2 separate regions of the Homo sapiens genome follow, and region 1 is linked to region 2. Evidence: read pairs that join two places in POLR2A ChIA-PET (ENCODE). Cell type or tissue: OCI-LY7. All regions are shown on one strand. Links, peaks and the distances in the headings refer to the core of each region. The heading gives the core; the rest is flanking DNA.

Region 1 (15,344 bases), core at 4,033-8,032, 200 kb before region 2:
CAGGTGTCTGCACTCCGATAAGCTTGTCAGCAGAGGCTTTTCAGAGCCTGCCTCATCTGTCAGATGTACAGGTGTGCCTGGGCTCAGCTTACACCCTGAGTCAGGGTCACGGTTGGCAAGATGGAGTTTTTCCCCAGGGATGGAAGCCTTATCAACTTGAATAACAACCTGCTGCAGCCTGGTGCCTGCAGAGGGCAATGAATAAGCTTCTCTTTGCCCTGCATCCAAAAGCCAAGAGCCAGTGCACATTCTCAAGGGAATCAGATTGGGGGTGGGTTCTTGGTAAAACTGAAGATTATCAGGCCAAAAGAAACAGAAAAATAGATGGTAGCTGCTTAGTAAGCTTTTGTGTCTTTTAAGGTTTAACTGATTAAGAAAAACCTAGAAGATTCTAGACTGGAAATCCAGTTTTGGATTGCCTCTGCTCTTCTCTCGGGCATGCATTTTCCTGAGTATCGAGAGAGAGAGAGAGAGAGAGAGAGAGAGAAGTAAATACATATGATGCTGAAATCTGAAAATCTTTCTAATGGTTGCAGTTGAGAAAATCATTTTGATGAAAGAGGAAGGTAAAGCTTTTGGATGAAATGGAATTTGGGAGTAATTCAGATTTCATTTATTCTCTTTCTTGTTCTCTCTTTAAGTCAGTAGGGCCCTCTAACAGTCACTGTAAAATATTCTGCCTATAGCAGTTTGCTTTATCCATAGTTGCTGTGATACAGTTATTAGAGGAAGCACAGCCAGTCTTAGGAGGTAGGCCTCTCTCTGGTATCACCTGAAGAAGCCATTTGAGGATTCTACCCAAGATCCATGGAGGAAGAGTCTCTGTCACCAGCCTGCTGTGACCCAGCTGGGCTGGAAGCTTGGCTGTGTGAATATTGTAAAAGTTGCATGATTTGAACGTAGACTCAGCTGGGCTAATGAGGACAGGACTTCAGATAACCATGTGACGAGATCACTCTCCTTCCACAGAATAATGCCTCTTGGGGATGGTGGATGGTGAAGTATATCAACATTTAAGAGCTGAAAATAAAAACTTTGTGTTCCCCAGGAAAATGATGAAATCACCCAGAACCCAACTGAATATCAGCTAATAATTAAGAGCACAGACTCCATAGTTTGCCCTGCTTTTAAACCCTGGTTAGCTTACTAGTTATGTGAGAACTTGGGTAGGTTACTTGCTTATTCTTTGCCTCAGTTTCTCCATCTGTAAGACAGGGAAAATAATGGTATCTGTATTTGTTTTTTAGAGCAACTGAAACAAGTCATCACAAACTGGGCAGCTTAAGCAACAGAAATTTATCCTCTCACAGTCCTGGAGGCCAGAAGTTCCATAGCAAGGTGTCAGCAGGTCCATGCGCTCTCTCTGAACGCTCCAGGAAAGACTCCTTCCTTTCCTCTTCTAGCTTCTGGTGGTGGCCGTCAAGCCTTGGCATTCTTTGGCTCACAGCTGTATCACTCCAATCTCTGCCTCTCTCACCACATGATGTTTGCCCTGTGTCTGTGCCTTCTCCTCTTACAAGACACCAGGCATATTGAATTTAGCACCTATCGTAACCTAGTATGACCTCATTTTAATGTAATTACATTTCCAAAGATCCTATTTCCAAATAAGGTCACATTCTCAGGTACCTAGGATTAGGACTTCAATACGATCTTTTCAGAAGACACAGTTCAACCCACAGTAGTACCCCATGGGATGTTGTGTGAATTAAGTGAGATAATATGAAAAGAGCTTAGACCAGTGCCTGGAACATAGGAACATGAACTACTTATTCTTTCTAAACCTTACGATAAGCTCATAAGGGTGGATCTTATTGCACTTCTTCAACAGAAGAGAAACCCTAGGCTGGAGGTGAAAGAAATTGGCCTAAAGCCACCCACGTAGTTAGTGGTACAGTTCAAGTTTAGAGTGGCTTGCTCTAACTCCAGAACCCAAGTACTTCTAATAATCTATTACTCCGTACTCCTTCTAGAGCGACTTGGCTTTCTAGAACAAACCAGTTTCTTCATACTTTCCTTATAAAACTCACTTTCCAACCCTGGGGTTCTCCTACTTCACTCTCCTGCCACCTGCCACGAATTATTCAAGTTCAAATTCACTACTTTAGAACCCCCAATTAAAAAGCACTCAGCTAGAATGGCGGTGATTCTTGCATATATCTTTAACCAAGCTTGGCCAACCCACTCTTGCAAGCCACATGCAGCCCAGAACGGCTTTGAATGCAGCCCCCCAAAATTCATAAACTTTCTTAAAACATCATGAGATTTTTTTGTGATTTATTTTTAGCTCATCAGCTAGCAATAGTGTTAGTGTATTTTGTGTGTGACCCAAGACAATTCTTCTTCTTTCAGTGTGGCCCAGGGAAGCCAAAAGATTGGACCACCCCTCCTGCCTTTAACCCTTACTCATTCTTAGTACAATGTCAGGTTTAACCAGGACATCAAAATAGACTGCAACATTTCCTTACCTCAAGGGTTTATGGATGAGAAACATCAGCCAATTACAAATGAATTTACAATATGCCGGATAGTATTCTAAGTGCTTTAACAAATATTGACACATTAAATCCCCCTGACAACTCTGTGAAGGAAATATTGGTTTATTCCCATTTTACAGATTAGGAATATGCAGACACAGAAAGGCTAAGATCACAGAGCTAGAATGTTCCAGAACAGGGACTTGGCTGGGGTAGTCTGCCTTTTAGTTCCAGAGCCTATGCTTTTACGCACTGTGTTCCATGTGCAGTGGATTTATTTAAACATCCCCTGAGGACATTAAGGTTAGTTTTAATATTTTGACATTCGAAACAATGCTAGAGTAAACATCCTCAAGCTAAATCTTTACGCACAACCCGAATTATTTTTCTGGTAGAATTGTTGTGTCAAAGAGTAAGCATGTTATTAAGGCTTTGGTATGTAACGTCAAATTGCATGAATGAGGGAAGGAGTTCTCAGGAAGTGAAAATGGGATCAGCAACAGCATGAAATGGAAAAGCATGGGGGTATGTCTGGAAAATGGCAAACACTCCAATCTGAATGGAATGTAAAGTGCTTGAAGACAAGAGATTGAAGCACTGCTTCTAAATTGGTCTGGACCCAGCTTGTGGAGCACTTTGAACACCAGACTTCAGAATTTAGACTCTGTCGAGCAGCACTCAAAAACCAGCATACATTTTTGAACTGGGGAGTGAAATGATCAGATTCTGTCTAAAATAATTTGCTCAAGAAAAACTTGAGGAAAGAAAAACTTCTTTCCCTTCATAAGAGGAGTCATTCATCACAACTGCATCAGTACAAATGGACTGGTGGGGGTATATTTCATTATTCTTTTAACATGGTACATTCTTGAAATTACCTATTTTTACACACAGAGAAATAAAAGGATTAATATAAAGAATAAATATATCAATAACAATAATTATATGTATTCTATTTTAATATATGGATTATTTTATATATTCTATAAATGTATAATATACTTAATATTATAATGTATAATAATACAGTAGTTTCCTCTTATCCGCAGTTTAGCTTTCCAATGTTTTAGTCACCCATGGTCAAGGGCAGTCCAAAAATAATAAATGCAAAATTTCAAAACCACAGAACACAGAAGATGGTTCGAATGAGTATTTTTTTAAGTTGCCCATGGATGGTATATCACTAACATCATTCTAGATGTAGAAATGAGAAGTTAGTTCATTTCACACAATGGATGCCCCAGGACATTAGGGCTTCATTCTCTGCATAAATGGTTGAGAAAAACTGGTAGAATGTATCTTAGGAGTGGAATTTCTGCTGGGGGTGCACAATTCCTATGGTACCTGACGGTGCCACAGGGTTGTATCAAGGTACACTCATTGGTAAGAGAATTCACAGCTCTACAGCACTGCCAACAAATCAGGTTGTTAAAATGCTTGCTACTCTGAAAGGAGTAAAATAGCATTACAGTGTCTTGAACTTGCATTTCTGCCATTACAAATATGGAAATCTTTCTTTTTTCATATTTGTATAGACTAGGTTTCCTTCTTTCTGAATTTCCTGTTTAATCGCTGGTCCATCCATTTCTCAATTGGAGTATGTGTCTTTCTCTATCGATTTGTAGGCATTCTTTACATACCCTGATAGTAATCCTCTGCTGGTGATACGCATCATGGCAAGTATTCATTAAAGTAATCCTTTATGGTGAATTTTAATGTGTTGAGTCCTACTTTAAGGCTAATGCAGGAAAAAAAAAAAAGAAGTTCCCAAAAGGACAGCCAATATGTAAATATATTTACAGTTCCTTCACTAAATAGACAAGTATTACATATCTTCTATGGGTTAGACTCGGTAGGGGAAAGGTCTGGGGATATAGAAATAAACAAGTCAGGATATCTACCCTTAAGAGATTTGCAATGCAGAGGAGGAAACAAACATTTAAATTCTATTACAACCCCGTAAGAGCCATCATGGTTAGCGGTGAAATATTACACGTCTTAGCTGCCATAACGCCACTTTAGAGGAAAAAGGATAAACGTTTCTGCAGGTCATTATCACAAGACTGAATGAAGACAAGGAACAGGGAAAGCTTCTCTCCTGCACCTCAAGTCCCATTTCCTGGCAGGGCACAGGGTGACCAGTTCACAGATGTGGTAGTACCTGCTGTCCTCCAGAGCCACCACACCTGGCAGGACCAAAGTCCTTGAAATTACATTCTCTTAAGTATATACGTGCTCTTTGTTCTCTCACACCTCTGTAAACAAGGCTTTTTGCTGCTGTTCCCATCAAGCTGCTCCCTGCAACTGTGTAGAGAGACTGTCACAACAGCACTTGTCAGGAACTGCAGCGTAGCAAGCCATGACAGCTGGTGGCACGAGGAGCCCATGCATCTGCTTTTCTCCCTCTGCCAGGCCTCCCTGAATAATGGGAGGTCTTGTGTACACACGAATGATGCTATTGATCCTCCCACTGTGGGCCCCAAGCACTGCCGTTCTTTGTAAGTAGCTGGGGGTTGCGTTTACACTGCTCTCCTCACACACCACCACCTAATTCCCCCTGGGATCCAGGGAGCGTATTTGTACTTGGTTATAAGTGCAGAGAGCCCTGGAATCTTTATCAGGAGAGCAGAATTTGGGTGGCAGCCTTGTCGCATACCAGGTGGGTAGCTGTTTCTGTACCTCTTTTCTCATACCTAGGAAAATACCTGTTCTGAAGTTCTCAGTGAAACATATGTGAAATTACTTATGAAACTGATTTGTGAGCTCTCTTGTACGAAGCAAATGAAAGTTATTATAATTATTTGCATGACTCTTGATATGGAAGGCACAACTTCAAGAGGTCCACTAATAGCATCTTGTGGTTTCTGAGCCCACACATCTGTGGCGCATCGCAAATGGGCACACAACTTTTTCCTTGGACAGCTGATGTACTCAGCCCTGATGGGGAGTGGGGGATCTCAGGAAAACAAGTGAGAGAATTCTCAAATTCACAGAATCATGGACTACCAGATACAAAGGGGCCTTCCCATCTACAGTAGAACCTTGATGGGTTGAATCAGTGGCCTCCAAACTTCTTGTTCCCATGCTTTTAGCAGGAATGCATTTTTGCATATAACTTTCCAATATATGCCTATTTATTCATTTATAGACAATAGATGTGTACTAATATAAATGGGCATTTTAAAAACATACACAAAATTAGACATTTTTAAAGTGTAAAAAAAGTTCTAATATTTTCTTCTGGCACCACACAGTGGATCATCTTGCCCATTCTTGAGAGTACATGCCTTTAACATTGAAGTCCACTGGACAAATCAGGACACTGAGGACCAGAGAGATGAAGTGATTTGCTCCAAGCCAACTGGCTAGTTGGTGACTGAGCTGACATGCTGGCCTGAGATCGCTGTTTCCTGATAATGCGCGTGATCTCAGAGTTTACCCTATATTGCAAATTACCTCCATGGAATTACCACACCCTATTCTTAGTTTATTCCTGATGCATCAAGAGGCTTTTTTTTTTTCTTAGACCTCTTTTTCATTCTTTTAATTTCTGAGAACAGACCTGAGAGAGTGGGTATAGATTTCCTTCACATAACAATGTGAGAAATAATAGAGCAAGATTGTATGTCACAGATGAAAATGCTATATTTATGCCTCATTGTAATCCATTCATTGCTTTATGGATCCAAAGTCCCCTTGGGAGTGTCACAAATCCACATAATGTTCCTGAGTGCAGGATTTGGCATTTGGATCTCTGACTTAGCTGTCAGATATGTAAAATCACATGTAGCCAGACAACTCCCTCGGGACTCCACAGCTGCAGATACTGAAGAGTGCGAGTTATTCCAACAAGGTCAGCATTAATTTAGGCAGATACAGTTCCCCTTGAGCTACACTCTTACTGCCCCATCTAATTTTAAGTGTGACTCAGAGGGCTCTGGTGGAGCGAATCCAGTAGCATTCTCTTCTCCAGCACTTTCTCCAAGCTCAACAAGGGTGACTTTCAAAGGAGTCACATGCCTTTAAGGGAGACAACGGTTTTCCCAAGAGTCTGAACTTCTGAGGCTACTGCACAGCTCTGCTTACCTGTCTTCACCCTCCTTTACCTGCTTTTCAGCCTCTCAGGATCCCTCTCTACCCAGTGGCCTTGCTTTAAGGATCCCGTACATGCCATGCAAATTGCTGGGTGGATGATTCTCTTCTGGACCACGTAACCATGACTTGGATATCCTCTCCTATGTCCAAATTGCTTCTAATCAATGGTTGATGAAAGATGTAAATGAATACTAAGTACACTTTAGAAATAAAATGAGCTGACAGGTAAGTTAGCATTCCCCTCATCACCAGGGGTACACCAAGAGAAATTATTTTACTGGGTGAAAGGTTGGAAGTGAATGGTCTCTGGGCTGGGTGCGATGGCTCCCCCTATAATCTCAGCACTTTGGAAGGCCGAGGCAGGCAGATCACCTGAGGTCGGCAGTTTGAGAACAGCCTGACCAACATGAAGAAACCCCGTCTCTACTAAAAATACAAAATTAGCCAAGTGTGGTGACGCATGCCTGTAATCCCAACTACCTAGGAGGCTGAGGCGGGAGAATCGCTTGAATCCAGGAGGCGGAAGTTGTGGTGAGCCAAGATTGCACCATTGCACTCCAGCCTGGGCAAGAAGAGCAAAACTCCATCTCAATAAGAAGAAGGAGAAGGAGAAGGAGAAGGAGAAGGAGAAGAAGAAGTGGTGAGTGGTCTCTCCATTCCCTTCCAAATCACTATTAGAAAAAACAAAGAACATAGAATCAGAGGGCCTGGATTTAAAATCTCCCTCTGCTAGTTAGTAACTGAAGCACCTAGCACACAAAGAGACAAGAAATATTTGTAGCCAGGCACGGTGGCTCACGCCTGTAATCTCAGCACTTTGGGAGGCCAGAGTGGTAGGATCGCTTGAGCCCAGGAGTTCATGACCAGCCTGGGCAACATAGGGAGACCCTGTCTCTACAAATTTTTTTCTTAAAAATCAGGTGGGTGTGGTGACACATGCCTGTAGTCCCAGCAATTCAGGAGGCTGAGGTGGGAGGATCACTTGGGCCTGGGAGGTCAAGGCTGTAGTAAGCCGTAATCATGCCACTGCACTCCAGACTGGGCAACAGAGAGAGAACTTGTCTCAAAATTAAAAGGCAAAAAAGGAAATATTTGTTACATTGTGCAAGTTATTTCACTTTTCTGTGCTCAAGCTTTATCTGTAAAATAGGAATGATGATCACTGTCTTACAGGATTGTTACGATGATTTACATTTAATAAATATTTACGTAAATAAACTATATGATGGAAATTAAAAAGAAACAAGTAATGTCTACATGTTTTAATCAACTAGTGCTTAGCAGTTCTTAAAAGGGCACTCTACAGCTGATTTTTCCATGAGGCCTCACCACATGGCACCATTTCCAAGCGTGACAAGCTTGAAAACCATTGCTGTCCCCCTCGGTTCCCTCCTAAGAATAATGAACCGCATCACAATTGACCTCAGCATAAATGAATGGTCACTGAGCCAGACCTATCCATCCACTGCTTTTCAAATCCCTCGCTCTCAATTCCAGTTGCTGCCTCAACAACTGGTTTTATGTAGGTTTCCTGCAGGCACAGCCTCATCATGCCTCACCGTAGGCACATACCTCATGTTTCTCACGTTCGTCCCCAGCACCTCTGTTTCTAGAACCTCTGCAGAGCCCACATACAGATAAAGCAATGAGAAAGAGTTGACAACCCTAGGGGTAGACCTTGGTCAATACAGGACAGAAACAATCCCATACATCTATGCCCCTTGAGGAAGAGATTCTGAGACATGTTCCATCACGCTTCTAGAGAGTCCTGGGGAGCAAGCCTCCAGTTGCCCTAGAGGCAGCTAACTCAATGACACATCTGCATTTTGAATCTCTCTCCTTCCCTGTTTAGTGCCCCTGTCTCGGCTATGTTTCCTAAATAAGCCACTCAGCCTGCATGGCAGTCTTTGTCTCAAGCTTTGCTTTTGTGAGGAGCTGGGGCTGAGATACCACCATGTGCCAGACACTATCTTCGGTTATCTCATGCATCCTCTAGGGCGGCAGTCCTCAACCCTTTTGGCACCAGGGATCAGTTTCGTGGAAAACAATTTTTTCATGGACCAGAGTGGTTAGGGGTCAGGGGTGGGGGGATGGTTTCAGGATGACTCAAGTGCATTATATTTATTACACACTTTATTTCTATTATTAATACATAATAAAATAATTATACAAGTCACTATAATGCAGGATCAGTGGGAGCCCTGAGCTTGTTTTCCTGGAACTAGATGATCTTATCTGGGGGTGATGGGAGACAATGACAGATCATCAAGCATTAGATTCTCATAAGGAACCCACAACCTAGATCCCTCACACGCAATAGGGTTCACGCTCCTGTGAGAATCTAATGCCGCTGCTGATGTGATAGGAGGCGGAGCTCGGCTGGTAATGCAAGTGATGGGGAGCGGCTGTAAATACAGATGAAGCTTCACTCACTCACCCTCCGCTCACCTCCTGCTGTGTGGCCTGGTTCCTGACAGGCCACAGATCAGTAGTGGCCCGTGGCCCAGGGGTTGGGGACCCCTGCTCTAGAGGGGTCAGCAAGCCACAACCCATGGGCCAAATCCTGCCTGCCTGCTGCCTGTGTTAAAAAAAAAAAAAAGGGGTATTGGAACACATCCGGGCTCATTTGTTCACATACTGTCTGTGGATGCTTCTGAGCTACTGCAGCAGGGTTGAGTAGTTGTGACAGAGACCACAGGGTGCACAAAGCCTCAAATATTTACTGTCTTGCCCTTAATAGAAGGAGTTTGCCAAGCCCTGTTCCAAGTGTGATGCCTGGACCACCTGCAGCAGGATCACTGTGTTAAAATGCAGATTCGTGTCTCCAGTTCCATGCAAGCCAGGCGGCAGAGGAAGCATCAGAAGAGCCAAGTGGAACATGGTCCATGATGGGTCACAAGCCCAGAGGCCCAGGAAAGCCAGGTAGGGGGCACAGTGAGTAAAGTCAGATGAGTCTGGTGTTCTGGCCAAGACACAATTTTGTGATATGAAAAGTGAGTAGGAAGAGTTTTCTATTCCATGAGAAAATATACTTTTGCCTGAAAGTTTCCTGAAACAGCCTGCTCTTCAGGCTCTTCTGTCCCTCTCTTGCTATTTTGCTATAGACATAGGCACTAGGCCTGGGGATATCATTTTCATATCTTTTTTTTTTTTTTTTGAGATGGAGTCTCACTCTGTCACCCAGGCTGCAGTGCAGTGATGTGATCTCTTCTCACTACAGCCTCTGTCTCCCAGTTTCAAGTGATTCTCCTGCCTCAGCCTCCCGAGTAGCTGGGATCACAGGCGCATGCCAACACACCTGGCTAATTTTTGTATTTTTAGTAGAGACAGGGTCTCATCATATTGGCCAGGGCGGTTTCAAACTCCTGACCTCAAGTGATCCGCCTGCTTGGCCTCCCAAAGTGCCCGGATTACAGGTGTGAGCCACCATGCCCAGCCTGGGAAATCATTTTCTGTGATGAGACAAGGGTGCAGTCTGAATGGCCACCCACACTGGACCCCAAGGCCAGGCAGACAACAGGGTGAACTAGGGTTCCTATCACCCTGGAGAAGCCCACCCTGTATAAGGGTGCAGCCTCTCCTCAGCTCCAGGTGGCCATTGCCACATGCAAACTGTGGGCCCTAAGATGCTAGATTTTGTGATTTGCTTTTTACAAGGCAAACAGACTTTTGAATTCTTCTGTAAAACTACTCAATTTTGAAGGTTGGCCTGTATTTCTTTTTAATTACTCTATGGGTTAAATAAGACAAGACTTCAGGCCAGATTCCAAATAATAGGCATTGATATATTGTTTGCGGTGGGGGTTGATTTGTTTTTGTTTGTACCTCTGGCTAAACTGTAATTAAAATAACAGTTACCGGGGCTGTTGTTCAATAGGTGGGTCCAGGTGCGGTTGTTAAAATGTTGAAATATAGTTGTACCACCTGGTAAACAGACACTGTCCCTCACCTCCCATCCTTAGCCCATGTCCCCTATCCTGGGGGCCTCCTCTCTCCAGGACCTTAGGACCTCCGATTCAAAGGCTGAAGGTTAACGCCGGGGCAGCAGGGCCTCCTGTGGCTCCGAGGCTGCCATCCTTTCTGACTAGCTGGTGTTTGTACCTGCCAGTGGGTCAACACATTTACTATGCCCTGCCCCCTGTAACCATCAGAGCAGTGCGTGTTCTACCTATGGCAAGAGCTTTATACTTTTCCATTTAACCCTCAGACGGTTGGATCAGGTAGGACTGACACTGCTGTGAAATCCAAAGTTAACTTTAAATTGATCAGAGTCTTGATTATGCATCCTTTCTCTCCTCCTTTCTTCTTTGGGAACCCCATTCACTCCTCCTGCCCTCAGCCCTCCAAGTCCTCCTGAATGCTCCAGAAGAGAAACAGTTCCTCAGATGATCCCTTTCCACTAAGGAGTAAACAAATCGCTACTGGCTAAAATGTGGCTGGGCTTAAATCTTTGTTCTGTAACTCACAAGGCATTTGACCATGGGCAACTCACTTCTCCTTTCTGAAGTTAGGTTTTCATTTGTCATGGGTAATAGGCCCAACGTTCCTGGGCTTTTTGAGAATCATGTGGATGAGAATGTGAAGCTCCCATCACAAAGCAGGCATCCAACAAATCACAGACCTGTTCTCCTCGTTCTTGAAGGCCCCACCCTAGACGGGCTGTGCTGATTGTAACTGGAATCGGTTCCTTGAACTAAAGGGAACAAGCATGAATGACAAGTCCTTCCCTGGATGTCCATGGGACGGCCAACACCCTTACTTTTTAACCTTTGGCACTATGTACCTTTCCACTGTGCACTTACTGTGTTTTTAAACCATGCATTTATCGCTGCAACCCTTTGATGAATATCTGCTTCTTCATCAGCCTGTCTATGTCCTATGAGGATCTGTTTTCTAGTAAATCCTTGGCCACGCAATGCCTGACACTATGAGTGAACAAAGGGCTGTGTGATTGTAGAGGGAAATGCCAGGCATTGGTGTCCATGTGTGGACAGGCGATTTTGGATATGGTCTTTCTCAGGATCCTCGTTCTTATAATGTGGTACCCTTTTCCATCTTGTTCAGCTCCTAGCTTCAGTGCTGCTCTACTGGTTAAAGACAATCTCTGAGGATATTTGTGAATGCAAAAGAGTATGCTTCTAAAGCCCAGGCTTGGGAAAAGTAGGGGCAAAGAAGGCATGAAACAGGCTCTGACCTACCCAGTTTTGGGGGTGGGAGGATAAGGAATAGGCTTTGGGCTACAGGGCTCTGGACAAACTCAGAGGCTTTTCTAGGGTTTTTCCACAAAATCTGGATATTGCACATAGATATTGCCAGCTCACAGGCACCCTCCAGAGCAAAGATGAGCAGCATTGCATTTGTGTCTGTCTTTTCCTTCAAGGCCTGGACCCGATAACTCAGGTCCTAATTGGACCAAGCCTATAAAGTCTCTACCTCTACCCCTACTCCCAAGCTCTGAGATGAACAGTCAGCTTCTCGGGACATTTGCATTAGCAGAGGTCTTTGCCAGCGACCACTCTCAATTCTCTTTAGCTTTAGGCTTCCTGAGACCACACTGCGGCAAAACAAAGTGCATTAGCAGGGCGCCTAAAATACCAGCTGTCAACACCAGACCATCAAGAAATTTATTTCGTCACAAATGCTTTATGGAGATATGTTTTTTTAAAGGTGAGGAGAATAAAAACCTTGTTCCAATAGATGATTCACCAGTGCTATTGAAGTAAAAGGAATTGCTTGTATCTCCAAGCCTGGATTTATGGAAGAACCGCCTCCATCATCCCCTCCTCCTGGCAACCCAACACAAAACAGAATCAGAATCAGACCAGTTTCCTGAGCCTGAGAAAAGCGAATCCAGTTCCCCAATGGACCACATCACACAGGGACACCAATGCTTTCCTTTCATATTCACAATGTTGTACAGGATTTTTGCTTTGGGTTCTCCATTTTACAGGCCAGTGTTCTATTACTTGCCCTGCATGAGCACAAATGTGTTCTAGTTGCTGAAGATGTAGAGACATGAAACAGGGCAAATCTCTTTTTCAGCATACATTACATTTGGTGGTGTGGGTGGGGATGGTTGCAGCATCCACCCGGAGATGAACAGCAACTCAGGGGGGTGGTGGATCAAACTCCAGGTGGGTCAGCAGGGACCACTGAGAGGGTTCAGAGGTGGGAGCGTCCCTGCTGGGAAGGCTTCACTGCTGTGATTGTTAGTTACTAGATGAAAAGCAAGCTGCGAGATGCAGAGACTACACTCCAAGTTTTCTCAGAGTTCCTCCCATGTCAAGCACAAGAGCCAAGGTTGAGCCATAATTGCTGGTTGAGTGAATGCTGCGGAGCATCCCCCAGTGTTCCTCTTTCATGTGAACCTCTTGGTACCATGCAAGCACCAACACGATCATCACAGTGACTTTCAGAAATTCCACAAAAATCTTAACGACCGCCTTTCTGGGCCACAGTTTCCTCCTCTATAAAATAAGGAGGCTGGACTGGATAAACTCGATTATCTCTGAGAGGCATGAACAAGGTTTTCTTTTGCTTTCTGATAACAGAAGTCATGTAAATTCAGATGATATTTTAAAAAGCATAAAGAAAAAAGCAAAAATTATATAATGTCACCATCTTTAAACAGTCACTATTAACCTCCAAATGTATATCCTTGAAGATATTTTTTCAAGTAGTTTTTTGTCTTTTCACAAAAATCTTAGTGCATTATACATTATCTATTAACATTTGAAAAAGTGTATCCATCATGAATGTCTGCAGGTCAGTGTGGCCATAGCTACACCTCATTTTTTTTTTACTTGAAGTTCTGAGGTACACGTGTAGAACACGCAGGTTTGTTACATAGGTGTACATGTGCCATGGTGGTTTGCTGCACTTATCACCCCATCATCTAGGTTTTAAGCCCCGCATGCATTAGGTATTTGTCCTAATGCTCTCCCTCCCCTTGGCCCCCATCCCCCGACAGGCCCGGGAGCTACAGCTCATTTTTAATTCCTGCATGGCTTTCTACTCAGTACGTCGCCAACTCAGGGACATTTCGATTGTTTTCAATTTTCACTATTAAAAATAGGACAGCAATAAATATCATTTGACAATATTTCTGTACATTTGTCTACCCATTTCTGTGGGATTCATTTTTAGAAATGAAATTGCGGGGCCAAAAGATGTATTTATACAAGATGCCAGAAAGCCCCGCAGCAAGACCGCAGCGCTTGCCGGTCCCCATGGCTGGGTCTGAAGGCTCCCGTTTCCCCCTCATTCCAGTTATCATCATTCTTTTTTAGCTTTGCCAATCATATGGTTAAAAAATAGGAACTTTTGTTTTTGTAAATTGAATCCTATAACTCAAGTATCACTTTTTGCCTAATGTGATGCCTAGCAAACACTTGGTATGCAATAAGTGCTCATTAATTTTTATGAGTCCTGTTAGTCATCAAACTGAGCACCTACTAGAAAGTTTAGAAAGAAACTTGTGATATATTTATAAGAAAAAATATACTGTGTTGTCCTATGTGCTTTTTCTTAGCCTCCTACCTGTTTAGATTTTAGTCCCATCTTTAAGAAAAAAAGTCCTCAGCATCCACTGTTAACATTTTTGTTTCGGTTTTTTAAATAGCCACTTTAAATTGTTCTTTTCTTTTCTTATTGTATGCATCATATGTGTTGCCTTAAAATCTAAGACAGAGAATGAATGGGTGGATGAATGAGTTAGTTAAAGAAAAAAATCAACAGTGGTTGCCGGTGATGGTGGGGTCATGATGACATCATGTCACGGAGCCTCCTCATTCCCTTCTAGACCATAAAGATAGTGTCGCTCCCAGGAAGATTCTAAGTGTAGAGAAGGCTTTTTTGGAGGGTGTCCAATGGGCCCTTATCTAGATATGTGGCACACAAGGAAAGGTTTCTAGAGACATATATGCATGGAATCGAGATGGTGCCAGGGGATGCAACTTAAAAGTCATACGCATTGTTGGCTGGGTGCGGTGACTCACGCCTGTAATCCCAGCACTCTGGGAGGCCAAGGTGGCAAATCACAAGGTCAGGAGTTCAAGACCAGCCTGACCAATATGGTGAAACCCTGTCTCTACTAAAAATACAAAAATTAGCCAGGCGTGGTGGCAGGCGCCTGTAAGTCCCAGCTACTCGGGAGGCTGAAGCACGAGAATCGCTTGAACCCGGGAGGCAGAGGTTGCAGTGGGCCAACATTGAGCCATTGCACTCCAGCCTGGGTGACAGAGCGAGATGCCATCTCAGGAAAAAAAAAAAAAAAAAAGGCATTGTTGAGATGGGAGAGGGGATGGCATGAGGTACTGGGTAGGGGAGGGAGGGGACTCCAGAGCAAAACGGTGGACACTGAAGGAAGTGTCCAAGACAGATCTAAAACCATAATTTCTGGGCTCTGTTCTGGGACACTAAGCTGAAGGGACACTTTTTGGTGAAACTAGGTGAGTGTTCATTAAATGTCTCCATACCAAACTCCAGGGAAATTGGACCCAGATGAATTATTAATAAATGGACTCAGTAGAGTGCTCCATGAAGTAGAGCCTTCCACATCACTGGGAGTATTCAAATATCCTGCAGACTCACAGGATAATAAAGAATCTGTCAGGATTCCCGTAGAAAAGCTTCCTGCATTATGTGACTAGTTGCCAGTGGTATTTTTCATTACCTTACAGTCTGTCACTATTTGATCAGTCAATTCAGCTCAACAATTAAGGGGGAAGAAAAGGAGTCAAACTGATTGTTTTACTTTTTTGTAAGAATTGA
Region 2 (15,344 bases), core at 4,083-8,082:
CTCAGATTTGGAAAGTGACAAAACAAAACAAAACAGTTCTTCAGGGAAGAAAAATAATGAGCAGCAAAATACAAAACACAATGACCTCTGGAAAGGTGTTCCCTGCACAGGTCTAGAAACTCAACAACAGACATCCTGAATTTTCCAGATGCATTTAACAAATATCTTTGAAATATCCCAATACATATCAAGTCTACATCAAGCCTGATTTTCACATCAAAAGACCCCCATGATCATAATGAGCACTATTAATGCACAAATTACACGAAGCTGCAGGAAGCTGAAGCGCCAAAAGGGAGCAAAACGCTGATAAGCCAACTTTTGAGCAAACATCTTGAATTCCCCCAGGGATACGGACCACCAGGATCACCAAACTCTGGTGTCCCCATGAGAATAAGCAATCAATAATATTAAAACCTTAAAATTAAGGTAGTAATTCTAACATCTTAGAATCTGGATTTTAATGTATTTATTTATTTGAGACGGGGTCTCACTCTGTGCCCAGGCTGGAGTGCAATGGCGTGATCTTGGCTAACTGCAACCTCCACCTCCCCTACTCAAGCAATCCTCCCACCTCAGCCTACCGAGTAGCTAAGACTACAAGCTTGTGCCACCATGAACAGCAGATTTTTGTAGAGATGGGGTTTTGTCATGTTGCCCAGACTGGTCTCGAACTCTTGGGCTAGAGGGATTCGCCTGCCTCAGCCTCCCGAAGTGCTGGGATTACAGGCATGAGCCACAGCGCCCAGCCAGAATCTGAGATTCAGTCGTGGGCATAAAGGAATTGTTATCACACAGTGACAGCCCAAGTTCATGGTCTTTACAAGAAATACTGTGAAACCCCCAAGAGGGTAGCCCCTACATAAAGAGAAGGAATAAAGATGGCTGGCCACTCCTCACAGATGGAGAAGTTAAAAAAACAAAATCCCAGTTTCTCTCTCAGCTACTGGGTAAATAGCCATTCAGAATGCTTTGGAAACATTCACTTAAAAATGGGAGAATAATTGATGTCATTCTGAAAATGTGGTTAGACAAGAATTCAATTATCTCCACTGCCACCAAACCCAACCTCCAAGCTTGGATAAGAAGATAGCAAATATTCTAAAAATTAAGAAACCCAAAGCATATGGTAAACTTTGCAAGGTATCATTCCCCAATGAATTATGTTCTTGTGGTAATACAAAAACATCTCATTTTTCTTAGCAGTTGTTTCATGAATGCCTTGCAAAAGAAAGTGTGAGTTTTTAGGGGGAATCCTCTGCTAAACCATAGTGAATGCTGGGCTTCGAGGTCTGTGGGTGGGCTGGTGCCAACGACTGAGAGAGGTGAGAAGTGAAATTTTTCTGCAAAAGAACCATGGCTGAAGGGAAGATTTCTCTAAAACAGAGAATTTGAGAAGCTACTTGGTGGAAGATTTTAAAGACCCAAAGAACAACAGCTGAGAATAGAACTGGGGAGGGACTTCTCACGGTGATTTGGGAAATTAAACTCTGAGCATCACGAGGTGTAAATCCCCTCTTCGGTCTTCCTTATAAAATGTTCAGTAAAGTTTGCATTCTCACTTTTCGAGAGTGAACTTCCTTTGAGAGAAAAACACAGAAGTATAGAGCCCTGCTTCAAGATTGGCACAAGGGCAAAAGCATAGTTGTAGAGTGACCCTTTTATTAAATATTAATTATTTAATATGAGAAGAACCTGAGGAAAACCAAGCACAAAGGAAGAGGGAGGGGAAGGGAGGTGGTGAGATGATTACCTTCTTCTTTTACTAAAATTTAGAATACTTGAGTCACTTACTCTTTCCTGGTTTCCAAACAGGCTCTGTGGAGACGTGTGAGAGCCTAAGGTTTATTACTCGGGTGTCAGCTCATTCATTCCCCACCGCAAACCTCAAGTAGCTTTTAGTATCACAAAGATCATTCTCAGCTCTAATATCTTTTTCCCTTCTCAGTATCTCGAAAGCCTCCTCATCCTCCTCAGAAACAAATCTAGGTGTCTTTAAAAAGATAATATGTTATTTTCTTTGCTCTGTTGCTGCTTCTTCCTGTGGTTATCATCTGATTATAGTTCTTTCCATAAAATGTTACGCTTAACTCTTTTACCAAATCGCCAGATAATCTCATTGCTACTACCTGAAATACTGTTTTTTTCCAGAAGGGTTGGCCATTGTAGGAAGTGAAAAACTGATGTGAGTCCATATATTTATCCCTTTGCAATTACACTCTATCACCGAGGTAGACTAAATCTTCATTTTCCTTTATCCCCAATCCAGACTGTAAGTTTCTTTTTATTTCAAATAGCAAAATAGAATTCAGCACACACAACTGACAGCAATGGATGGGTAGATGTCTGTGTTAGTCTCATTAGCATGCACTTCTGTGAGACTGAAGGAGCAGTTTGCAGAGCCCCTTTTCACAGGGAGCCTGGGCAGCCTTCAGACATGGAACCAGAACTCGTCTTGGAGCAAGAAAGACCTGTCCTCCAATCCTGGCTCTGCCCTTGCCACTCAACACTCTTGACAAAGTTTCCTAACTGCTTGAAAAGTCATTAAAACAAGGATAAAGTTTTCCTTACAGATAACAGGAATGGAAGTTCAAGGCACACAGTGGAGGCTGAATTCCAGGTTGTTCCTTAACCCCAACCACCCAAAGATTAATTGATCAGAAAGAAGTTTTAATGACTCCCTACTTTCCCAGCCAATCTGCTTTCTAATTCACTTTTCTCAACGCTGTCCTCTCTCTGCCATTAATCTGTCCTCTTGTTTGTTCTACACCCTCACCCACAGAGTGTATAATTATCCTCCCAGTTTTCGGAAGAAATGGCACCACAATACTTGCTATAATAGCCATGGTTGTTTGAAGTCCCTGAACAACTGGACAGCAAGTTGTTGATGTGATTGGAGGAGGAAGAATGACAGTGTTAGGTGATGTTCAGTGCAGGACAGCCGTCAGGGTAGATGGCTGATTTTTCCCCAGTTAGTAAAAGGGATTTGTATCCTTCATGTTTCTCCCACAACACATCCAAGATAGTCTTACTAAAATATCCTTCCTCATGCTCTTCCTGCTCAAAAATTTGTCAGTCATCCAACCCACAAATGCCTATTGATTGTTACTGCCATACCGTCCCTCAGTTGTCAATCAAGATGCTGTTTGCTTTATCCCAGCAATAAAGGACTAGGGTACATGCTATGCCCACAAGCCTCCTGCCTTGTCAGAAAGCTTTGTTTTCCAGCCTCTCCAGCCTTCTCCCGTGACGCGGAAGCTCCCATTACAAGAAGCCATCATAAAAGGTTGGAGATAAAACTACTGGAAACAATCTTTTTTTAAATGCCATTTTGCTTTTCTGTAGTCCTTGAGCCAGGCTTTTGTGCTAGCACCACGGTCTCTCTCTGGCCTGTGGCCATTCCTCTCCTCTACTGTTTTCTCACCAAGTCTGACACTGTTTTGCATCTCCCACAGCTGTGAACACAGCACTCTGCAAATACTTTGGTTCAGTGTAGACATATTGTCTTGATTTGATTTCTCCTAGGATCTCAGTAGCTTTGTTGGCTGAACTCTTAGGCCTTTGAGTCACCTGATGGGTAGGGCTGGCAGATTTAGCAAATAAAAATACAGGACGCCCAGTTAAAGTTGAATCTCAGATAGACGATGAATAATTTTTATATGTCCTATACAATATTTAGTAAATATATGCGAACAATTCATTTTTTATCTGAAATTCAAATATAACGGTATATTCTATACTTATCTGGAAAGCTTACTGGTATGTCACCCAAAACCAACCAAGAGATTAATCTCTATGTTTAGTTAGTGACTTCTAGGCAACAGAGATGACCTCTGTGTGGCAAAACTCTGATAATCCCTGATTACGAGAGAGAAGGGGAAGAGTGAATATGGGAACTCTGGCAACAGCATATTCAAATCGTCTGTCTGGCAAAAAAAAGGGCTTTGCCCCATTCTACTGAGTCAAGGTGGCTGATTGCATTTCAAGGGATGGGGCAAGTCGGGGGGGCCATGGAGGCCTGGAGCGAGGAATTGTTGCAAAGCAGTGGTATGCAATAACTGCTCCCCTTCTAAGAAAGTGAATTCTTGCCAGGCCTAGTGTCTCGTGCCCGTAATCCCAGCACTTTGGGAGGCCGAGGTGGGTGGATCACGAGGCCAGGAGATCAAGACTATCCTGGCTAACACAATGAAACCCCATCTCTACTAAAAATACAAAAAATTAGCCGGGCTTGATGGCGGGCTCCTGTAGTCCCAGCTACCACTCAGGAGGCTGAGGCAGGAGCATGGCGTGAACCCGGGAGGCGGAGCTTGCAGTGAGCCAAGATCGCGCCACTGCACTCCAGCCTGGGTGACAGAGCGAGACTCCGTCTCAAAAAAAAAAAAAAAAGAAAGAAAGAAAGAAAGAAAGTGAATTCCCCCACAAGGGTCCCCACCAGCCCTGCCTTGTAAACGTGTTCTAAATCAAGGCTGAATAGAGGTGGAAAGTGTGGTCAGGTATGCGTCTTGGAAAGTCATCCCTGCCCACTAAGCCACTCCAGTCTGTAGAGTCACAGTCTTGAATATTTTTGGACAACAGAAAAATAAACACCCATGCCCAGAAGTCAGGGGCATCCCCAGGGATTTGGGCAACTCCCACGTTATCCAAGAGAGTTGGCAGCATATTTTCTACCTAGAGAATGAGGGTACTTTTTCCTTTGTAATATGATTTCTTGGCTGAAGAGGAACTATTAGGCACCCTGAGATGCTCTGTAGAAATGCAAGATGATATTGTATTGTATTAATGTCACTTAATGGTAGCTGTCAATGATGGTGATGGAATAAATATGGAAAAGGAAATTACTGTAATTGATTGACAGTCTGGAATCTTCCATATTCGACCTAATGAGAGAAACCTATGAGCAGCAGCTTCCAGTGCAGGCTATTAATGCAAATCATATGCACCGTACCGGCATGCTGAATTATGCAATGCCATGTGAATGTCTAATCCATTTCACCAGGCTTGTCTTTATCCAGAAAAAATATATATATATTTCGCTGACATGCTGATTCGTATATTAGGAGAGTTTAAGAAGTTTGGTGCTAAAGTAGGTGCCATCGTAGTGTTATTAATTTAGTTCTGAACAAGACAAACAGCTCTGTGCAGCCATCAAAATCACTACACAGGTCTACAAGATAACTTTGTCAAGACTGAGGGAATTTACAGAAAAGTCTTGTGATATGTGGAAGGAATTAGCAAATAGATAAGGAGCACACAATTTTTCTAGAAAACCACTGTCAAGGACTCAGTACCCATGCACAACCAGACATGTGCCAAGACATCTACCATGCCTGCACAGTTCTGTTTTGCAGTGGTTCCGAAACTTGTGGAAAGTTCTAATAGAACCAGATGTAAAAAGTCAAGGGAATAACAGGTAAAAAGATTTAGGCCCTGCTTTGGGGACCCCATGGAGATGTAAGTACTGGCCAGACATCATCTTCAAGAAGAGCAAAACACTCCCTGTGGGAATATGCTTTATATGGAAAGAAGTCTTTGTGACAGAAAAATAAGTTGCCAATTACCCACTAATTACTCATCCCCAAGACTCACAGCTTTGAGAAGTCCATGGCCCTAACCAAGCTCTTCACTCTCTGTACATATCAATACTTAAAATTTGGACCATTAGAGGAAGTGACTAGAATTCTAACTATGCGTCCCCCAGCTCCTAGGAGTAAGCTCTGACCTGGCTGCTCAGAGGTACCACAAATGTCCCCAGATTGGCAAGCACTGGACTGAAAGACAGAGAAAGAGAAGGTGTCATGCACTGCAATTTCCCACTAATGGTCTACAGAAAGACCTAAGTTGGTGCAGATTTTTTTTTTTTTTTTTTTTGAGACGGAGTTTCTCTCTTGTTGCCCAGGCTGGAATGCAACGGTGCAATCTCACTCCGCCTCTTAAGTTCAAGCGATTCTCCCGCCTCATCCTCCCGAGTGGCTGGAATTACAGGCATCCACCACCACACCCAGCTAATTTTTGTATTTTTAGTAGAAATGGGGTTTCACCATGTTGGCCAGGTTTGCCTTGAACCCCTGACCTCAGGTGATCCACCCGCTTCAGCCTCCCAAAGTGCCAGGATTATAGGCATGAGCCACCGCACCCAGCCAGAGATGAATTTTTATTTAATTCCACACAAATGTTTTGAACACCTTTTATGTGCCAGGTGCTGTGCTAGACCCTGGATATACAAGCTTACATTCTAATGGAAGAGGCAGTAGGAGGTGATAATTACAGGAGGATGTGAAGAGTGTCACAAAAGAGGAAAAAGCACAGGTATATAAGGGGGACTGAAGTAGCCTGGAGGCTCGGGAAGCTGTCGTTGAGGAAGAAGTCCTTAAGCCAGGACTCCACAGATACTGAATTTTTTAAATTGATAAATATAACAAGAATTGTATATTTTTATGGTGTACAACATGATGTTTTCACATATGCATACACTGGCATTCCAACTAGCTAAATCAAGCTAATTAACATATCCAATATCTCACATACCTATCATTTGTTGTAATACGAACATTTAAAATCTATCTTAGCAATTTTCAAGTATATAATATATTATTATTAACTATAGTCACTATGTTGTACAATTAATCTCCTGAGCTTATTCTATCTAACTAAAATTTTATATTCTTTGACCAACATCTCTACAACCCTGGCCCATCCACCAGGCCAGCCTCTGCCAACCACCATTCTACTCTCTGCTTCTATGAGTTCAGCTTTCTGAGATTCCACCCATAAGTGAGATCACACAGTATTTGTCTTTCTCTGCCTGGCTTGTTTCACTTAGCATAATCTCCTCCGGGTCCATTTATTTGTTGCCAATAACAGGATTTCCTTCTTTTTTAATGGCTGAATAATATTCCATTTTATATATGTAAAGCATTTCATTATATGTAGATATCATGGAATATTCTTTATGTGACATATATATGCATATACATACATATCGCATTTTCCTTATCCATTCATTCATGGATGGACGTTTGAGTTGTTTCCATATCTCAGCTAGCGTGAACAGTGCTGCAGTGAACCTGGGGGTGCAGAGATCTCCCTAACATACTAATTTCATTTATTTTAGCTGTATACCGAGATGCAGGATTGCTGGATCATAGGGTAGTCCTATTTTTAATTTTTTGAGGAAATTTCACACTGTTTTCCATAATGACTGTGCTAGAGAGTGGGGTGAGTTTTCATTTTAATAATCGTGTAGTAATACAAATGTGTATTAGGAAAAATATATACTTGACAAACTTATGATTTCATTGTCATTATATATACTGACATAAATTTTCCCTTTTAATTAATTATTTATTGAAGACATGGTCTTACTCTGTCCCCCAGGCTGAGTGCAGTGCTATGATCACAGCTCACTGTGGCCTTGAACTCTTGGGCTCAAGCGATCCTCTCACCTCAGCCTCTCAAGTAGTTCGAACTGCAAGGGTGTGCCACCATGCCTGGCTAATTTTTTTTTTTTTTTTTTTTTTTTTTTTTTTTTTAGAGACAGGGGTCTCACTATGTTGCCCAGGCTGGTTTTGAACTCCTGAACTCAAGAAAATCCTCTCACTTTGGCCTCCCAAAGTGCTGGGATTACAGGCATGAGCCACTGTGCCCAGTCAAATTTTCCCTTTTTAAATAAACCAACTTAATTTTTAAAGTGAGTTAACACAATATTAAGCAAACAACAGTGAATTAGTCCTCACATATACTGCAGACTGTGAATTTGGTGGTGAGTGACGTTTCGGAAACCCATATGAGGGAGAGGTGGCAGGGAGGTGAAGAGGGGCTGCCCCGAGGACAGGGCCCTGCGGGGAGAGTTGAAATAACAAAACTAAGACAGAGAAAGTCGACTCAGAAAGTTCCTCCATGAGCTCTCACATATATTGGATTCTTCCTTCATCACCAGTCCCCTGTGGTGTAACGTATTCTCGTCGAATTTTCTATAGAATAATTGAGGCCCTCACGAGGTTAACTAAAACACTAAGGTCACCCAGCAAGTTAGCAGCGCAAAGAGAATTAACAAAACGGCCGCCCTCGCCCAGTTGAGAACATCGGCATCTCTCACCTCCGAAGTTCCGAGGGTGCCGCAAGATGGAAAATGAAACTTTCTGTAAAGCAAACTGAGTAAAATAGAGGACTTCGGAGGAAAAAATAAGGGCTGCGGCTGGCTTGGAAAACATTACATTGTTTTCATTACCGTATGTACTTTGAGATGACCCAATTTGAAGGTGCTTGAAGAAGCTTGCTGAATATATGTTCTGTCTCTTTTCCTCTTTCCAAATAAGGCTACATTCACAGGTGCTTGCGACTTCAGCAACTTGTGACGGGGCAGACACAGTTCAACCCATAATACACAATACAGAATGTGGATTTTATTCTAAATGTAATCTCTTGGAGAATTTTAAGCAGGTGAATGATATGATCTGATTTCTGCTTTTTAAAGGTCACTCAGGGCCGGGCGCAGTGGCTCACGCCTGTAATCCCAGCACTTTGGGAGGCTGAGGTGGGCAGATCACGAGGTCAGGAGATCGAGACCAGCCTGGCCAACATGGTGAAACCCCGTCTCTACTGAAAATACAAAAAACAATTAGCCAGGCGTGGTGGCCTGTGGTCTCAGCTACTCGGGAGGCTGAGGCAGGAGAATGGCGTGAACCCGGGAGGCGAGCTTGCAGTGAGCCGAGATCGCACCACTGCTCTCCAGCCTGGGCGACAGAGCAAGACTCTGTCTCAAAAAAAAAAAAAACAAGGTCACTCAGGTTGCTGTGTGGAGAATGGATTATTAGGGCCAAAACCAGAGGCAGGGACACCAGTTAGTCCAAAAATTCAGGCAGGAGATGCTGGTGGCTTGGAAGAAGGTGTTCTGGTAACTGTAACCGGGTATATGCAGCACTTAGGCAGGTGGGGCCTCTCAAAGAATTGAACCAGGAAATGAGCTAACACTCAATCCAGAGAACTCCTAGTCCCTAAAAAGCCAGGTTGGCCACACTGGAGAGTCCACATCCTATCTAACACAATGTCCGGCTCTTGCAAAGACAAGAAAGGGCGTTCCATAAAAGATGAATGAGTCCTTCTCAACATCAACTTTGTAGCTGAGTTTTCCACCTGGCCCCCAATTATCCAGATAACTTATTAAAAGAAAACTTGTCATCCATGAGTTTCTCTACACCAAGGGAAGATGGTTCCGTTTCCCAGTCTCCACCATCGTAGGGATAATGAGCTCCATAAGCCTATCCCTGTTGTATGAGGAGAAGGAGAGGGTACTCGACCCAGAGCTCTTCCAGGAATCCTTACACTGGCTGCATTCTCAGTCTGGGAAGGCCAATTGTGTTCAATCCATTGCCCTGACTAGTGCTTCCTCAGCCCTGCCACCACGATTCACCAATTCCTTCTTTGTCCCTGCCCTGCCTCTTGCCCCATCTCTTTCCTTCCTCTGTCCCTGACCCCCAAGGCTCTCCTAGGCTTCCAGCTTCAGAGCTCATGATTCACTCACTCACTCAGCATTTACATGAGAGCACCTACTGTGTGCCAGGCTCTGCTCTAGATCCTGGGCATCCGGGCACCATGCTTGCTCTCATGAAGCTTACATTCTAGTCAGAAGAGACAAGCAAATAGAAGAATCAGTTTGGCCAGGTACAGTGGCTCAGGCCTGTAATCCTAGCACTTTGGGAGGCCAAGGCGGATGGATCACCTGAGGTCAGGAGTTTGAGACCAGCCTGGCCAATGTGGCAAAACCCCATCTTTACTAAAAATACAAAAATTACCTGGGCGTAGTGGTGGGCGCCTATAATCCCAGCTACTTGGGAGGCTGAGGCAGGAGAATTTCTCGAACCCAGGGGGCGGAGGTGGCAGTGAGCCAAGATCACACCACTTCTCTCCAGCCTGGGTGAAAGAGCAAAACTCCGTCTCAAAAACAAAACAAAAGAAGAATCGATTTAAAAACATCAAATAGTGATAGTGCTCTCTATGCAGGAGTATTTAAAAACAAAACAAAACACTAATGTGAAAGAAAGTGAACAAGTGAGTACTTTACAGTCTGAGAAAGCCTCTCTGAGAAGATCATGTTTGTCAGGCTATCTAAACCATGTGAAGAGTAAGTGAACAGCAGTCCAGGTAGATGAATAGCTCGTGCAAAGGCCCTGGGGTAGGGTGAAAGGGAAGGTTCACAGAGCTGAGTGAAGGCCAGTGTGCAGTAATTCTCAATGGGGCTTCAGTGACAATATGATGTGTGACTGTTCCATGCACTTGGGGATTTGTAGCATCCCTGGCCTCCCTCCCACTAAATGCTGGTCAAGCCCCTAGTCCTAACTACTGAAAACTAGACACACACACTTTTTCCAGTGGCATTTGGGCAGCTGTAGTGCTGCCCTAGTCAAGAAGCACAGCAGGCAGGAATGAGCACAGTTTAAGGGGGACAAAGAGGAAGGTGGGCCTGCATCACACCAGCCTTTGTAGGCAGTTGTATTATTTTCCTAGGACTACTGTAATGAAGTACCACAAATTGGGTGGCTGAGATAACACAACTTTATTAACTCACCATTCTGCAGACTGGAAGTCTAAAATCAAGGTGTCAGCATTTCTAGTTCCTTCTGAGGTCTGCAAGGGAGGATCTGTCCCATGCCTTTCTTCTAACTTCTCGTGGGCTCAAGCATTTTGCTTTGTAGACACTGTGCTCCCTGTGCCTTCACATTGTCTTCCCTCTGTACATGTCTGTCTCTGGGTCTAAATTGCCTTTTTCATAAGGGCATCAGTCATATTGGTTTAGGGCCCACCTACCAACCCCATCTTACCTTAATCATCTGCAAAGAACCTATTTCCAAATAAGGTTACATTCACAGGTACTTGGGACTTCAGCATCTTTTGGGCGAGACACAGTTCAACCCATAATACAGGATATGGGATTTGGATTTTATTCTAAATGTAATCTCTTGGAGAATTTTAAGGAGGTGAGTGACATGATCTGATTTCTGTTTTTAAAAGGTCGCTCAGGTTGCCGTGTGGAGAATGGATTATTGGCGGCAAGACCAGAAGCAGGGATACCAGTGAATGCAAAAATTCAGGCAGGAGATGCTGGTGGCTTGGAAGAAGGTGTCCTGGTAACTGTGGTCAGGTATGTTCAGCACTTAGGCAGGTGGGGCCTCTCAAAGAACTGAACTAAGAAGTAGGCTAACACATCCAATGCTCTGCTAGGGAAAGCTGTCTGGGGACAGCCCACCCAAGTACAAACTGTGGGACCTGAAGGCAGGCAGCCTTCAAGTAGAGACCAGAAGATGACCTAGACAAGTTTCTGAGTGCAGAGGACAGAATTAGGAGATCTTCCAAGTGCCCTTCCAACTGCAGGGGTATATAGTGCTAACAATATCCACACTGTAAGTCAAGACAAGAATCTGCCTCTGCCATGTTGGGCAACTCAGGCCGAGCATTTACATGAGAGGGCAATGGCCTCGTTACCTCACTCTTGCTCCATCCCTCTCTCCAGCTGACAATGGCATACACCAGGGCCACACACTGCCACTTCCTTTTCAGAGCTGTACCAATACACATCCCTTCCAATCAATTAATATTTCCATCTCAGTGAACAAGAACAAGTTAACACGCTGACAGTGTGGGCTACCTTCCAGGGTTTGTCTGCTGACAGATTAAAAAGTATGTCAACATGGCTTGATATTAACAAATATTGCAAAGCAGGAGCCTTTGTTTGTTTTGTTTTGTTTTGTTTTCCTAGTTTATTGGTAGTGCTGGCGAACCCACGCCTGCATTCATCCAAAGGTAGACCGACCAGGTGATGTCAGCCCAGCCAAGACCTCAGTATGTGAAAGTGCTGGTGAACTGCAGCAGCCAGTCAGTTGCTCACTCCTGCTGGGTGAATCAGCCAGGAGAAGAGCAGCCAGCGAGTAGGTGTGCAGCTTCTTTATTATGCAATTGGAGGGGATGACATGGTTGTCATAAGATGCACTTTTAAGTGGCTGAGTTTTCAATATCGAAGGTGAAAGCAATAGAAGATTTTTGCAACTTTTAAAGAAAAGGTTTTTTTTTTTAATGGTGTCTTTTAATTTTTTAAATAAAGCACTAAATGAACCTTTTCTCACTCTCCATCCTCTCTGGCTGCCTGCTCACAAATAGTGATTAAGGGCTGTCTGACATCCAAGGTCACTGGACTGGCAGGGATACAGAGCCCCTCTAGAAGAGGGTTTGCCAACTATGGCCCACCGCTCCATTCCAGCCCACCATCTGCTTCTGTGCACCCCATGAGCAAAGCCTGGCTTTCACATTTTTAAATGGTTAAAAAAAATCAAAAAAGCCATATGTCATAACACACGACTCACATTTCATCACACATGAAAATTAAAATTACGGGAAATTCAAGTTTCAACATCCATAAAGAAAGGTGTATTGAAACATGGCCATGCTCATTTGTTTACATATTATCTATGACCGCTTTCATGAAATAACAGCAAGGTTGAACAGTTTTCAGAGACTGTGTGGCCTATAAAGTCTAAAATGTTGACTGATTCTTTAGAGGAAAAAGTTTGATGACTCCTACTATAGAGTTTGAGGAAGAAGCATACTGGATCCTGTTATTTGGTCTCTATGCATTTTCTTTTTTCTTTTTTCTTTTTTTTTTTTTTTTTTTTTGAGACGGAGTCTTGCTCTGTCACCCAGGCTGGAGTGTAGTGGTGCGATCTCAGCTCACTGCAACCTTCACCTCCCGGATTCAAGCAATTCTCCCTGCCTTAGCCTCCCGAGTAGCTGGGATTACAGGCGTGCACCACAACACCCAGCTCATTTTTATGTATTTAATTGAGAGGGGGTTTTGCCATGTTGGCCAGGCTGGTCTCAAACTCCTGACCTCAGGTGATCCACCTGCCTTGGCCTCCCAAAGTGTTGGGATTACAGACGTGAGCCACTGCATCTGGCCTCTAGGCATTTTCAATTACTCTCCTAACTGTTTTAGATTACTTTTATTCATTTAAAAATCTACATTAAGCTCCTAACTAGGCAGGCAACATGCTGGGTCCTGGAGGTACAACTGAGAACAATGAGGGACAGTCCCTGTTCTCAGAGCTGAAAGTCCAGTAGAAGAGCAGGTGTTCATCACACCATGCAAATGCAGTCTACCAAAAAACAATAACCTTGGCAAGTGTTCAGACGGGAGGTCCATAGAGCTATAAAAGCACAACATAGGTGAATTGACCTCCTGTTCTGGGATATCAAGGAAGATATGCCAAAGTGTAGATTAATGATTGATCTGGAATTTGTAGGAAACGTTGAAGCTAGGAAGGGAAGAGGGAAGACAAGGAGTATTTCAATTTCTTGACCATATCCTTCTTACTTTCTTCCAGTCCTTACTGTACTGGGATGGGGTGAAGCACAGAAAAGGAAGGGAACAAGCATGATGAGGCAAAGGTGGAGGGTTAGGTAGGATCCAAGCTATGCAGATAAGAATGGTGGGAAGTTGTGCAAGATGTTCTCAGCAGCACTATGCCATTAGCAAAACTCTGGAAGCAACCAAAAGACCAGAGGAGAATCGATAAATAAAAACTGTTGTATTCACACAATGGAATATTAAAAAGCAGCGAAAGCAAATCCACTACAACCACATGCAACAACATGGGTGAGTCTTAGCAACACGTTATGAAATAAACAAAGCAGGTCCCAGTAGATAACACATAATACGACAAACTTTTCAAAAATTTAAAGGTAACTAAAATTTAACAAGACATATTTTAGGAATATACTACTGTAATAAAACCATGTTTCAATAAAGCAAAGAAATAGTCAAGTACAAGGCTTAGAGTTGTGAGTTGACAGTGTTAGGGGTTGGGGAGAAGCACTCAGGTAGATAAATGTTGTGAATGTTCCATTTTTTGTGGGCAATAGATTCATAGGTATTTATTATACTAAAAATTCGAGGCCAGGCATGGTGGCTCACACTTGTATTATAATATCAGCATTTTAGGAGGCTAGGGCAAGAGCACTGCTTGAGCCCAGGCTTCAGTGAGCTAGGACTGCACCACTACACTCCACCTTGGGCGTCAGAGCAAAACCCTGTCTCAAGAAAAAAACAAAAAATCAAAATAGCCATGAGCCTGATGTAACTATTACACATTGTATGCCGGTATCAAAATATCTCATGTATCTCATAAATATACAAACCTACTAGGTACTCACAAAAGTTAAAAATTTAAAAAAAAATGAAAACAAAACAAAATGGCCGTGAGATGTCATGGCAATTTATAACAGAGGGTGGCATGTTCAACATGCTCATTTGCAGTTCAACATAATCTCTCTGGCTGAATTCTGGAGAATTCTTTGGAATGGGGCAAGAGTGGAAGCAGGTAGCCCCGTGAAGAGGCTACTGTCAATGTACAGCCAGAGATGAGGGAGGCTTAGACTTGGGGAAGGTGGCAGAGGCAGAGAGAATCGTACCTTTGCTCAGACTGACTTGCTATCCATGCTTACATTTAGGGCATCGGTATTAAAGAAACATCAACTCAACACTCTATTAAGTAGATGCTAGGAAATAAAATGAATCAGGTGGGAGCTAAATGATGAGAACTTATGAACACAAAGAAGGGAACAGCAGACACTGGGGCCTACTGGAGGGGGGAAGGTGGGAGGAGGGAGAGGAGCAGAGAAGGTAACTATTGGGTACTGGGCTTAATACCTGGATGATGAAATAATAGGTACAACAAACCCCCATGACACGTGTTTACCTATGTAACAAACCTTTACGTGTGCCCCCGAACATAAAATAAAAATTAAACTGTAAAAAAAAAAGGAAATTAATCAGGACAGTGCCTTTGACAATAGATTTCCAAGTCATCCCATTAGAAAAGGTGTTATCAGGTGAATCAACATAGACTCCATCTGAATGATGATTTGGAGATAATCTGAGCATTATCATCCAGGGTAGCTAGCATAAGAGAGCTCCAGAAAATCCTCTTATCTCCTAGAAAAGTAAGAGAAAAATCACAACAAAACTATAACTGGACAATGTCACCCCCATCCTCCCAGGGAGGTTTTCTCCCCTCACTTTTATTGTACCTGTCTTCTACCTCCACAAATGTACCTGTCTCCTACCTCCACAATTTACTACTTCTCTGAAGTAACAATTCTGGGAAACTGATTTCCCAACCATCATGTTTAGTTTGGCCAACTGCTCACTCGTGACTGCAATTTTAGGTACAAGGGTCAAGGCTAAAGTCCAGCAAAGACGAGTGATGATTCTGCGACCCATTCTCACAGGAAGGCTTGGAGTCATTCATGGGTGGCCGCCGTCTTCTCTTCACTAGGCAGCTGGTGGTACATCAGAA

The links. Peaks named below come from ENCODE experiments on the same cell type or tissue, not always from the same donor. Only the 100,000 strongest peaks of a DNase experiment are listed, where the experiment ranks them.
Region 1: POLR2A ChIA-PET joins it to region 2 with 5 read pairs; 2 of 35 experiments call an interaction of 5 or more read pairs at or near these places.

Annotation. Positions count from the first base shown.
Region 1 is chr6:14,544,743-14,560,086 of GRCh38, forward strand. No RefSeq gene overlaps it. Among named protein-coding and RNA genes, the nearest start is that of LINC01108, 270 kb to the left of the region's middle. In OCI-LY7, for the core only: no CTCF peak of the experiment used is centred there; DNase peaks (open chromatin) are centred at 4,839, 5,299 and 6,299; H3K4me3 peaks cover 1,721 bases; H3K27ac peaks cover 1,550 bases.
Region 2 is chr6:14,747,030-14,762,373 of GRCh38, forward strand. No RefSeq gene overlaps it. Among named protein-coding and RNA genes, the nearest start is that of LINC01108, 470 kb to the left of the region's middle. In OCI-LY7, for the core only: no CTCF peak of the experiment used is centred there; no DNase peak of the experiment used is centred there.